2 separate regions of the Homo sapiens genome follow, and region 1 is linked to region 2. A link is an interaction called in ENCODE POLR2A ChIA-PET data of the cell type or tissue named here. Cell type or tissue: OCI-LY7. All regions are shown on one strand. Each heading gives the region's core, and the rest is flanking DNA. Links, peaks and the distances in the headings are about the cores only. Region 1 overlaps LINC01094 (long intergenic non-protein coding RNA 1094). Region 2 overlaps BMP2K (BMP2 inducible kinase).

The links. Peaks named below come from ENCODE experiments on the same cell type or tissue, not always from the same donor. Only the 100,000 strongest peaks of a DNase experiment are listed, where the experiment ranks them.
Region 1: POLR2A ChIA-PET joins it to region 2 with 6 read pairs; 4 of 35 experiments call an interaction of 5 or more read pairs at or near these places.

Annotation. Positions count from the first base shown.
Region 1 is chr4:78,654,497-78,659,883 of GRCh38, reverse strand. All of the region lies in intron 1 of LINC01094 (long intergenic non-protein coding RNA 1094), which reads right to left. Among named protein-coding and RNA genes, the nearest start is that of LINC01094, 11 kb to the right of the region's middle. In OCI-LY7, for the core only: no CTCF peak of the experiment used is centred there; DNase peaks (open chromatin) are centred at 1,643 and 2,733; H3K4me3 peaks cover 913 bases.
Region 2 is chr4:78,795,093-78,800,479 of GRCh38, reverse strand. All of the region lies in intron 1 of BMP2K (BMP2 inducible kinase), which reads right to left. LOC124900722 (a long non-coding RNA gene) reads right to left here. Exons shown (of 2, transcript XR_007058153.1): 1 at 5,378-5,387; 2 at 1,232-5,270. It overlaps LOC105377299 (a long non-coding RNA gene), which reads left to right. Exons shown (of 4, transcript XR_938918.4): 3 at 3,186-3,290. Among named protein-coding and RNA genes, the nearest start is that of BMP2K, 21 kb to the right of the region's middle. In OCI-LY7, for the core only: no CTCF peak of the experiment used is centred there; a DNase peak (open chromatin) is centred at 2,499; H3K4me3 peaks cover 1,640 bases; H3K27ac peaks cover 2,725 bases.

The DNA of each region.
Region 1 (5,387 bases), core at 250-5,249, 140 kb after region 2:
CCCTGCCAATTTGCCCTGTCAATCACCTTCTAAAGCTTGCTGCCTGGTTCACATTTGTGACTCCTGACTTCCAGTAACCTACTGAGTCTACCAGGTACATTCAGACTGGTCTCCCCCTGGACACCCATCATCATCATCACAGTAATAATACCTCCCACCTATTACTATGTGCCAGGTAGGCAGCATGCATAATGTGCACTATCTCAATTAAACCTTACAACAACCCTATGAGGCTAATACTGTTATTCATTGCTTCAGGTTACTAAGAAAGCACATAGCAAATAAGTGGTAGAGGCAGGACTTGAACCCAGGAAGTCTCCCAAATACTATTCTCCATCTCCTCTCAACTCTTGCTCAAATGGAGAACTGAATAGGAGCCACTTGGGTAACAGCCAAGCTCCCTAACCATATGGCATTGTTCCCATCTGTGGAAGGGCATAGGTCCAGCTGCATAGAATGATGTTGCCTTCTGACAGTCTTCTCTTAACTATCTTAGTGGCAAGAGGCTTTATTCATTTTCTTTGTACTCAAAATTAGCTTTTACTTTTTATCCACACACAACGCCACAGATAGCCCAGATTGAATTCATTATGGGCTATCATGTCCCCTGTCATTTGTTTATAAGAAGAGCTCTGGCCTGGCCTTAGCAACTTTTAGGTGAAGCCATCTTAAAAAAAGTCAAGAGCCACAGAAATAGAGTTCCAAAAATGACAAACATTGCAAGCATTCATTTTATACCCACACAATCTTTATTTTCCAATTTCTGTTAGTTGAAAACAAGAACAGTAAGAGAGCTCAGAAGAGAGTGGATCTTTAGAAATACTTCCAACTATCTATAGCCAAAAGCCAAACATACTCCTACATCCTTATTTCATGCAAACTAGATAATATAAAAAAGACTTGGAAAATGCTTTATAGCTGTGTGTAAGCTAAAAAAGCTACATAATCACACACAAATGAATGGGAGATATGAGTAGCAAATACAGGGCCTATGTTCTTTACCATAGAAATCGAAAGGATAAAAGACTAAAGTGTGGATTCAATTAAGAACTTAGTGGTGCCTTTTAAGAGGTGGCATTTTCCAGTATGTATCTCAGGCAGTCTAAAGAGTGATACCACAGAGCAAATGAAAGTCTCTAAGGGGAACTATTCTGTCTTGTGGTGAAAGTCAAGGCAAGGTGAGAGATAGAAGTAGATTTGTGGGCCAGGTGCAGTGGCTCACGCCTGTAATCCCAGCACTCTGGGAGGCCAAGGCGGGCAGATCACCTGAGGTCAGGAGTTCGAGACCAGCCTGGCCAACATGGTGAAACCACGTCTCTACTAAAAATACAGGAATTAGCTGGGCATGGTGGCAGGCACCTGTAATCCCAGCTACTCGGGAGGCTGAGGCAGGATAATCACTTGAACCCAGGAGGCGGAGGTTGCAGTGAGCCGAGATGGTGCCATTGCACTCTAGCCTGGGGTACAAGAGCAAGATTTCATCTCAAAAAAAAAAAAAAAAAAAAAAGTAGATTTATGGTTGCCAGGGTTCAGGTCAGAAATATTGTAAAGTAAGAGGGACCTTCTCACTTGATGAGAGCAAAAGTCTTAGCTTGGTAGGAAAGGAACTATCTAGCTCCTGTCTGAGTGACAGAAACAGGAAGGAAGAGTGAGCAATACCCCTCTCTGTATTGCATTTGGCCTGTTAGGAAACCACGAGATGGGGCATATGATAAACCCAGTCTGCTCCTGTCTCAGTGTTCTCCTCTGGAATCTTGAACCACACAGGAGTTTTCTCAAATGAGCAGACTGTCTGATTCTGGAAACTGATCACCCACCCAAGTACGAGGTTCCAGATGGCAGGGATCTGGTCTGTTTTGTACACAGCTGTATTGTGAGGACCTGGGACATAGTAGGTTCTCAGTGAATATTTATTGAATGAACATTCAAATGCACACGCCACAGAGCCCAATAATTTGAGAGTAGCCCAGAAATATTTGGGACTTGTTTTGCGCTTCACCTAAACAATGATGGCAAAACAAGAAAAAGGAGGAGGAGAAGGAGGAGGATGAGAAGGAGGAAGAGGTCATTGGTCATCTGCTGAGTTATTTTGTTCATATCCAGTTTGTGTTTGTGGCTTCCTTGCAGAAAAGATGCCAGAAGATTGTAAAGGAATAATTGTGTGTTTCTGTGTATGTGTGTGCATGACTATTCTTATTGATGTATGTATATCAAATCATGTTGCTATATCTATGTCTGTGGATGACTTTAATTAACCTTTTTTCAACCCTGCTGAAATGAAAGACTTTTCTAATTCTCCTGATTTAGAAGTAGTTATTTAGAATTATAAGAAGTATGATTAGCTCACAAACGAAAGAGCCCATCTTTGCTAATAATAGTGCTAATAAGAGAAAGGTAATCTGGTAAGGCCAATCCTCTACTCCAGAAATCTCAGGACATCTAAAATTGGGAGTTGGTGGCCATGTAAACAAATTCAAATTACCTTCCAGCAAAAACCTCAAACTACTTGTTTGAGATGGTTTTGGCTGGAAGACGTGAATCCAGATCAAAATCAAAAGCCACAGAAATACTGAAATAGTTGAAACAGAGACACAGTCATTACAGGAAGCTTATGAAGGTTCAAAGGAGGTTAAAAAAAGAAAAAGAAAGAAAAGGAAGAGCTGCAGCAAGAAACGTTTGTGGCATTCATTGCCCATCCCTACTGGAAATGTTGACGATATCCTTTGAAGAGGAAGAGGAAGGAGTTCGAGGTGCAAAACAGGCAGCCTAGACAGTGACAAAACAGGAAACAGGAGTGCTGATGAAACTGAACTGTGAATTGGGAAGACAGCAACGCATTAAAGCCACAGGGCTGTGAAAGACACTCGAAAAGGACAATGTAAAAGTGGCGAGGGACTCAGAATGAACTATGGATTAAATAAGCATTGACAAATAGATAACGAAGTCTAAATTTTCTTATTGAAATGACCTAAAAACAAACTTAGTCATATTATTATCATTCTAGGAGTATTCTATTGTACTAGAATTGCATTGAATCAAATACTGTTTGAAATAAATGGATAAATTTATTTCTGTTGCTAACATATAGAGATATCTCATAATGGTGTTGGTTAATAGTAATAGGTAACAATTAACACAATGCCCACAATACTTTATAGGTAACATCATTTAATCCTGACAAATATTTTTTTGCTTGTTTTTTTGAGACAGGGTCTCCCTTTGTCACCCAGGCTGGAGTGCAGTAACCTGATCATGGCTCACTGCAGCCTTGATTTTCCAGGCTCAAGAGATCCTCCTGCTTCAGCCTCCTGAGTAGCTCGGACTACATGCATGCCCCACCACACTTGCCTAGTTTTTTTTTTTTATTTTTAGTAGAAACAGGGTCCCACTATGTTGCCCAGACTGGTCTCTAACTCCTGAGCTCAAGTGATCCTCCCGAAGTGCTGGAATTACAGGCATGAACCACTGCATCTGGCCAAAAAATCTTAAAAGGTATATGATATTAACACTTTCAATTTATAGATGAAGTCTCTGAGGTTGTATGATTTGTTAAGGCTCAAGTTACGGGCCAATGTAGAATAGTTTATGACAATAGCTTCCCAGTCTTGACTCCAGAGCCTGGGTTCTCTGTGCCATTTGATCAATACATGACATGACATTCTACTGAGCACACCTCTGGCTCATTTCCATTTCCATTTGCTCTGTTTACCAGAATTGTTGCTATGTCCCTTTGCCAACCTTTGAAGAGAGAGGTAATGGGCAGCAAAATGCCCAGAATTAAGGAACAACCCAAGGAAGATGAAAGAATCCGAGATAATAAGGCCCAACGTCAAGTCAGTTATTACAGATTGTAAAATTCAAGTCCCTCATTAGAGTGAGTAAATTTTTGACCTCTAATTAAAAGTCTTGCTAAAAGAATTTTAGCAGGTTAGTGACAAAATCCTTGGACTAAGAAGAGAATGACCAGTAAGTTATTTTATGTACACTTATTTAATAATATAGCATTACTTTTTGAAGATTACTGTGTTAAGAGTCTAATGTAACAGCCTTATTATAACTTAGAATATTGATTTGAACATCAGCATAAAATAAGGCACCCCTGAATTTTTCCCAACCAAGAAAAATGTCCTTGTACTGTGGCCACAGGACGTGTATCTTTCCCTCCCTCCCTCCCTCCCTCCGTTCCTTCCTTCCTTCCCGTCTTTCTTTTCTTTTCTTTCTTTCTTTTTTTTTTTTTGGAATCTTTCTCTGTCACCCAGGCTGGAGTGCAGTGGCATGATCTTGGCTCACTGCAACCTCCGCCTCCTGGGTTCCAGCAATTCTCGTGACTCAGCCTCCCAAGTAGCTGGGATTACAGGCGCCCACCAATATGCCCAGCTAATTTTTGTATTTTTAGTAGAGACAGGGTTTCACTATGTTGCCCAGGCTGGTCTTGAACTCCTGGCCCCAGGTGATCCATCCACCTCAGCCTTCCAGAGTGCCGAGATAACAGGCGTGAGCCACCGCGCTCGGCCAGCATGTGTATCTTTCTAACGTAACTTACACTCTTGACACAGTAATCTTCAAAAAGACTGTCAGTTCTTTTGGCATTATTATTGCTATTTGACATTACTGTTATTATTCATATAATAACAATAACTTGGTGTGGTTAAGTTCTTTGTCTAAGGTCACATAACATAGTAGATATTTCAAATTTCTCCAAAATATTTCACCCAAAATTCATACTGTTTTCCAGTAAGGTCCAAATTGGATTAAATTTAAGTTTATGTCACTTTAATGCAGTTGTTTTTAAAGAAATAAAAACTTTGCATCAGAATCCAGAGCATATGTTTCTCATTTGGCTGCCATTCCTGCTTTGTGGCATGCAGAGTTCACTTCCCCAATCAGGACAGTTTTGGATGGCTGCTGCTCTTTCATAACCCAGCTGGTTTGTAATCCTCGTTAGGTTAGGGAATGAGCCCCTCAGACACTATTGCTCAGAATTCTTTAAAGTCTTAAGGCAGATTCTCTCTGGGTGCAGTAGCTGACACCCATGATGTGCTCTAACACTTGGGACAGTGGGGTGGAAGGATCACTTGAGCCCAGGAGTTTGAGACCAGCCTGGGAAACATAATCAGACCCCATCTCTAAAAAATAAAGAATAAAAAATTAGCTGGGCATAGTGGTATGCACCAGTAATTCCTGGGGGTCAGGGGTCAGGGGCTGAGGCTGAGGCAGGAAGATCTCTTTAGCCCACGAAGTCAAGTCTGCAGTGAGCTACAATCACACTGGTGCACTCTATCTAGCCTAGATGACAGAGTAAGACCCTGTCACACACACAAAAGGCAAACTCTAAATGAACAGAAAGACCTACATATACTTATATGGATGAAGGCAACACAGAACAC
Region 2 (5,387 bases), core at 127-5,126:
AAAATTTGTATTACTGAATGTGTATGGGTAGGTTAGGAAACATGGTAATTAAGTCACAGAAGATAGAGAGTGTGCCATATGGGCTTTGTTAACTCCTCCTGACCACTATCCTGTATCACTATACTAGCCCTAACATGTTGATGCTTATGCATGCACTTTGTATAACTATCTCAAGTGCCAAGTAAACACAGCCTTCTGTAATTACTTCAGAAGGGGAGGATAGGACTACTGAGAAAAGTCTCATCACAGAGCCAAAGTATCAGCATAGAGCCACTATCTATTACTTCAAGACCTGATACCCAAACCATGGCCCAGAAAACAGATACATATTTATACATTCTGCCTGAGTCCAAAGAAAAGCACACTCTACAATTGTTCAAATAGGTTTATCTTGATGTTACTGAAGACAAACAAGACTTTCAAATTGAAAGAGTAAAAGTTTGTATAATTTCTCCTTTGCAAAGACAGCTCAACCTTGTCAGAGTACGGCATATCCTGCTCACCGACTTCCACTATTCCCCGCACTTAATATTCCATCGACTAAATCTGTATTTATCCTACTAATGAAAAACCACCTAGTTATTATTGTTGTTTTCCAGTAACTTGGCCAGACCACTGGGTAAATGAAGTCTACTTTCAACCTGAGTTGGCAGGCAGGGACCTTCAACCACAACCAGGCTACTCTGAGGGGGTGAAAGGAAAAATCAAATCTTGGTACACCTATAACCCATTTATAGCATATCACTGTAACCATAGCACATGAGTAAGCAAGATTTAGTCAGATTATTCTGATACTCAGAGATAAGTCTAGACACAGCCTTACAAACATCTTACGTACTTTTGATACAAAAGCCAAATCATACTAAGATAAAACTTGGATGTAAAACTCTAATTACATACACAAATACACACATTTGAATCCACAGCAGGATCTCCATTTGTATGTAAGCTAAAAACACAAATTCTTATACACTTTCACTTTCTAATATTTTCATGCTGATTATAAATACCTATAACCACTATGAAAAACATTTAAGTAACTAAAATACAAAACCTGTATGCCAATTTCAAATTGTAAACATTATAAGAAATCAACGAATATAATGCAAGGGTATTTACATAAAGTCTATGCACCATCTGAAACCATATGTAGGTTTTATATGCAAATTTTTCTGGGGAAAGGGTCTACAGAACTTTCATGATATTCTCAAAAAAAAAACGGACAATCAAGTTATTTTTTAATATCTTTATTGAAATATGTAGCAAACAGAACTTTTTCCTAATTCTGGTCCTATATATGTTTGTATGTCCACTTCTTTAAACTGTCAATGTAAATTGGCTTCTAAGGGAACCTGGCCTCAGATTCCTTCTTGTAAAAATTAGAACGGCACTGTTGCCCTGTCTTTTCAGAAATGTTGAGCATATTAATTTGTCTGTGGAGTAGAAAGTTCTCTAGACAATTAGAAGTTTCTAATAAAATCTCAAAATAAAATAATTTGATAATGTTATTATGGATATTTCCATGTGTGTCAGCACGGTCTAGAAAGACATTTAAAATTTCAGACAAAGTAAGTGCCATAAAAAGAACAAGGTTTGTCTTAAAAGCACTGATACCCAGATTTTAATTCTCTCAGCTTGTATTCTCTCATTCAGCACTTAGCCTCAATGTGAAATCACCCACGAAAGCAACTGGAGTAACTATCAACTTCTCAACAGCAAAAGGAAGAAGGCAGTGATATTGTAAATCTTTATAAACATTTAGGTTTATATTAAAATATATTTCACTTAAAAGGACAGTAGTTATGTGTACTTTTGGGTTAATGATGATTACAGTGAAATTCTCAAGTCAGAATTCCAAGTATCCGTTGGAGTTTCCCTAAAGAATACTGCCCATCCTAAAGTGATATGCTGGAAGACTACCGTTAACAGTCATTCCTTTGAGAACACATGATCATAGTTTTTCTAAGAACAAATTGTTTTCAGAGTAAAATAATTTGTTTTTATGCTACAGAAAGGAAGCTAAGAAAAGAAAACCAGTTATGTTCTCCCTTGATGAGACTACATATGTATTTCTATAACTTTTCCTAATCAGGCTGTCCCCTTCGACCCACCTCTGAAACACTTAGGTTTCTCACAGGCATCCAGCAGGTATCTCCATTTCTCGCTTCTTTCAACCAAAATCTTATATAATTTCTTGCAACACTCACCTTTATGACTTGAGTATGGCTTTCTCTATGGACCTGACTTACTGGCACTTGAGGAAACTAGTTCATTAAAAACATACCAAACTCCAAGACTTTCCTAGGTAGGATCTGTCTTTTTGATTCTTAGGCCTAAGTGATAAGCTTATTATAATGCATTCCCGCCAAATGCAGTGGCTCATGCCTGTAATACCAACACTTTGGGAGGCCAAGGGAGGAGGACTGCTTGAAGCCAGGAGTTTGAAGCGTGTCTGGGCAACGAAGTGAGACCCCCCATTGCTACAAAAATTTTTAAAATTAGTCAGGCGTGGTGGCACACACCTGTGGTCCCAAATGAGGAGGAAGTATCCCTCAATTGAGCCCAGGAGTTTGAGGCTGCAGAGAGCTCTATGATCATGCCAATGCACTCCAGCCTAGGCAACAGAGTAAGACCCTATCTCTAAAATAAAAAAGAACACATTCCTAATCAAAGACAAATTATCTTCAAGATAATCAACAGAAAACTTTCTCACATTGCTGAAAGGTCAACCCATTTACAAAAAAAACATAAAACATATGTGACAAGCTTATAAAGCTGCAAGACCTAAATGAAGAATAACTTTACTGAGAGAAACTTTTAAAACTTAATAAAAATGATAAGACACACTATATTTCTGGAAAGCACTACTTAATACTTTCAATATGCCAATCCCTCCAAATTAATATCTAGTTTTCATACAATGCCAACCAAAATCCCAATACTACCGAATTACCTAGAGTATTTATTAAACCTGAAGTTTTCTGGACCTTTTCCTAAACCTGGAATTGAATCTCTGGGATTCAAGTCAAGGAATCTGTTCAATAAAGGACCCTAGATGAAATTTAAGAATCTTTGCATTATTCCTCTTAGCTACTAATAATCCATCTGAAGGCCATTAACAAAGCAGATATTCATAATGGACTGATTTGATCACTTTTGGGGTAAGTTTTTTTCCTTTCTTTTAGGAGACTGGCTAAGGAAGAATGCGATCTGTGGAAACAACAGAACTGGCATCACCTGAGAGCTTGCAGATACCACAGAAACTCCGGCCCTACCCAGATGTACTAAATGTAAGCAGTTTAAAAAATCCCAGGTGATTCATATACTTATTAGAGTTTAAGAAGCACTGTATTAAGGACTAAGACTCCCCAAAATTACAATGTTTTAAAAAATTAATACATTTAAAACAGGCCAGAGGTATTCATAGTACTCTTGAACTTCCTGCTATATCACTAGTCTCTAGGGCCCCTCATCACAACTCCCATGCATAAAGCTGAAATGAAGGCTAAAATGAAGCCACTACTTTTTGACTTTTCTTTATTCCCAGTCACAACATCCTTTCCCCTACTTTATATCCACTTTTTCCTACATCACGGTCACATTTTAGAAGTAATAACTTTTTTTAGCAGAACTGAAAAAGACTACAGATTTAGTTCTCTAATATTACTCTTTCTCCATTTTTACATATCAAAACTCCTCCATTCATAAATACAAAGCCTGGATATAGACCACAATCATCCGTTACACAACTTCCTTCTCACCAGAATATCAGGCCCCAAAAAAGCATTAAATTTTAGTGAACTCTTATATATTGCTGTTCAAATTCAGCATTATGCCAACCTCTCTTTGGGACTCCTTTAAGTGGCCTTATAACTATTAAGTACAAAAATACCTCACCTCTTCCACCAGATTTCCTAAAGAGCATCTGCAACTCTTTTTTATTATTATACTTTAAGTTTTAGGGTACATGTGCACATTGTGCAGGTTAGTTACATATGTATACATGTGCCATGCTGGTGCGCTGCACCCACTAACTCGTCATCTAGCATTAGGTATATCTCCCAATGCTATCCCTCCCCCCTCCCCCCACCCCCCAACAGTCCCCAGAGTGTGATGTTCCCCTTCCTGTGTCCATGTGTTCTCATTGTTTAATTCCCACCTATGAGTGAGAATATGCGGTGTTTGGTTTTCTGTTCTTGCAATAGTTTACTGAGAATGATGATTTCCAATTTCATCCATGTCCCTACAAAGGACCTCATCATTTTTTATGGCTGCATAGTATTCCATGGTGTATATGTGCCACATTTTCTTAATCCAGTCTATCATTGTTGGACATTTGGCTTGGTTCCAAGTCTTTGCTATTGTGAATGCTGCTGCGATAAACATACGTGTGCATGTGTCTTTATAGCAGCATGATTTATAGTCCTTTGGGTATATACCCAGTAATGGGATGGCTGGGTCAAATGGTATTTCCAGTTCTAGATCCCTGAGGAATCGCCACACTGACTTCCACAATGGTTGAACTAGTTTACAGTCCCACCAACAGTGTCAAAGTGTTCCTATTTCTCCACATCCTCTCCAGCACCTGTTGTTTCCTGACTTTTTAATGATTGCCATTCTAACTGGTGTGAGATGGTATCTCATTGTGGTTTTGATTTGCATTTCTCTGATGGCCAGTGAGATGATGAGTATTTTTTCATGTGTTTTTTGGCTGCATAAATGTCTTCTTTTGAGAAGTGTCTGTTCATGTCCTTTGCCCACTTTTTGATGGGGTTGTTTGTTTTTTTCTTGGAAATTTGTTAGAGTTCATTGTAGATTCTGGATATTAGCCCTTTGTCAGATGAGTAGGTTGCGAAAATTTTCTCCCATTTTGTAGGTTGTCTGTTCACTCTGATGGTAGTTTCTTTTGCTGTGCAGAAGCTCTTTAGTTTAATTAGATCCCATTTGTCAATTTTGTCTTTTGTTGCCATTGCTTTTGGTGTTTTAGACATGAAGTCCTTGCCCATGCCTATGTCCTGAATGGTAATGCCTAGGTTTTCTTCTAGCATCTGCAACTCTTTAACCCATCATCTGCTTTCTCAGATCGCCTTCAATGTTCCCTTCACCCAATGACCATACTCGGTCATCTCACCTAAACTGCAATTATCTCACAACAGTTAGATAATTAGAGAGCTCTTCTCATGTTCATTTTGTCAATAAATTTTAATAAGTGTCTGTGAAAGTCTCTGGAATACGTTTTAAATGGGACACCGTATGTGTGAGTTTGTAGTCTATTGAGAGAGAAAGACAAAAAAGTTATTATGGCACACTGCGATAAATGTGAGCAAATATAACTGAAGTACAAAGGGTTATAATGAAGAAATTATGTTTGGAATACCTTCAATCAA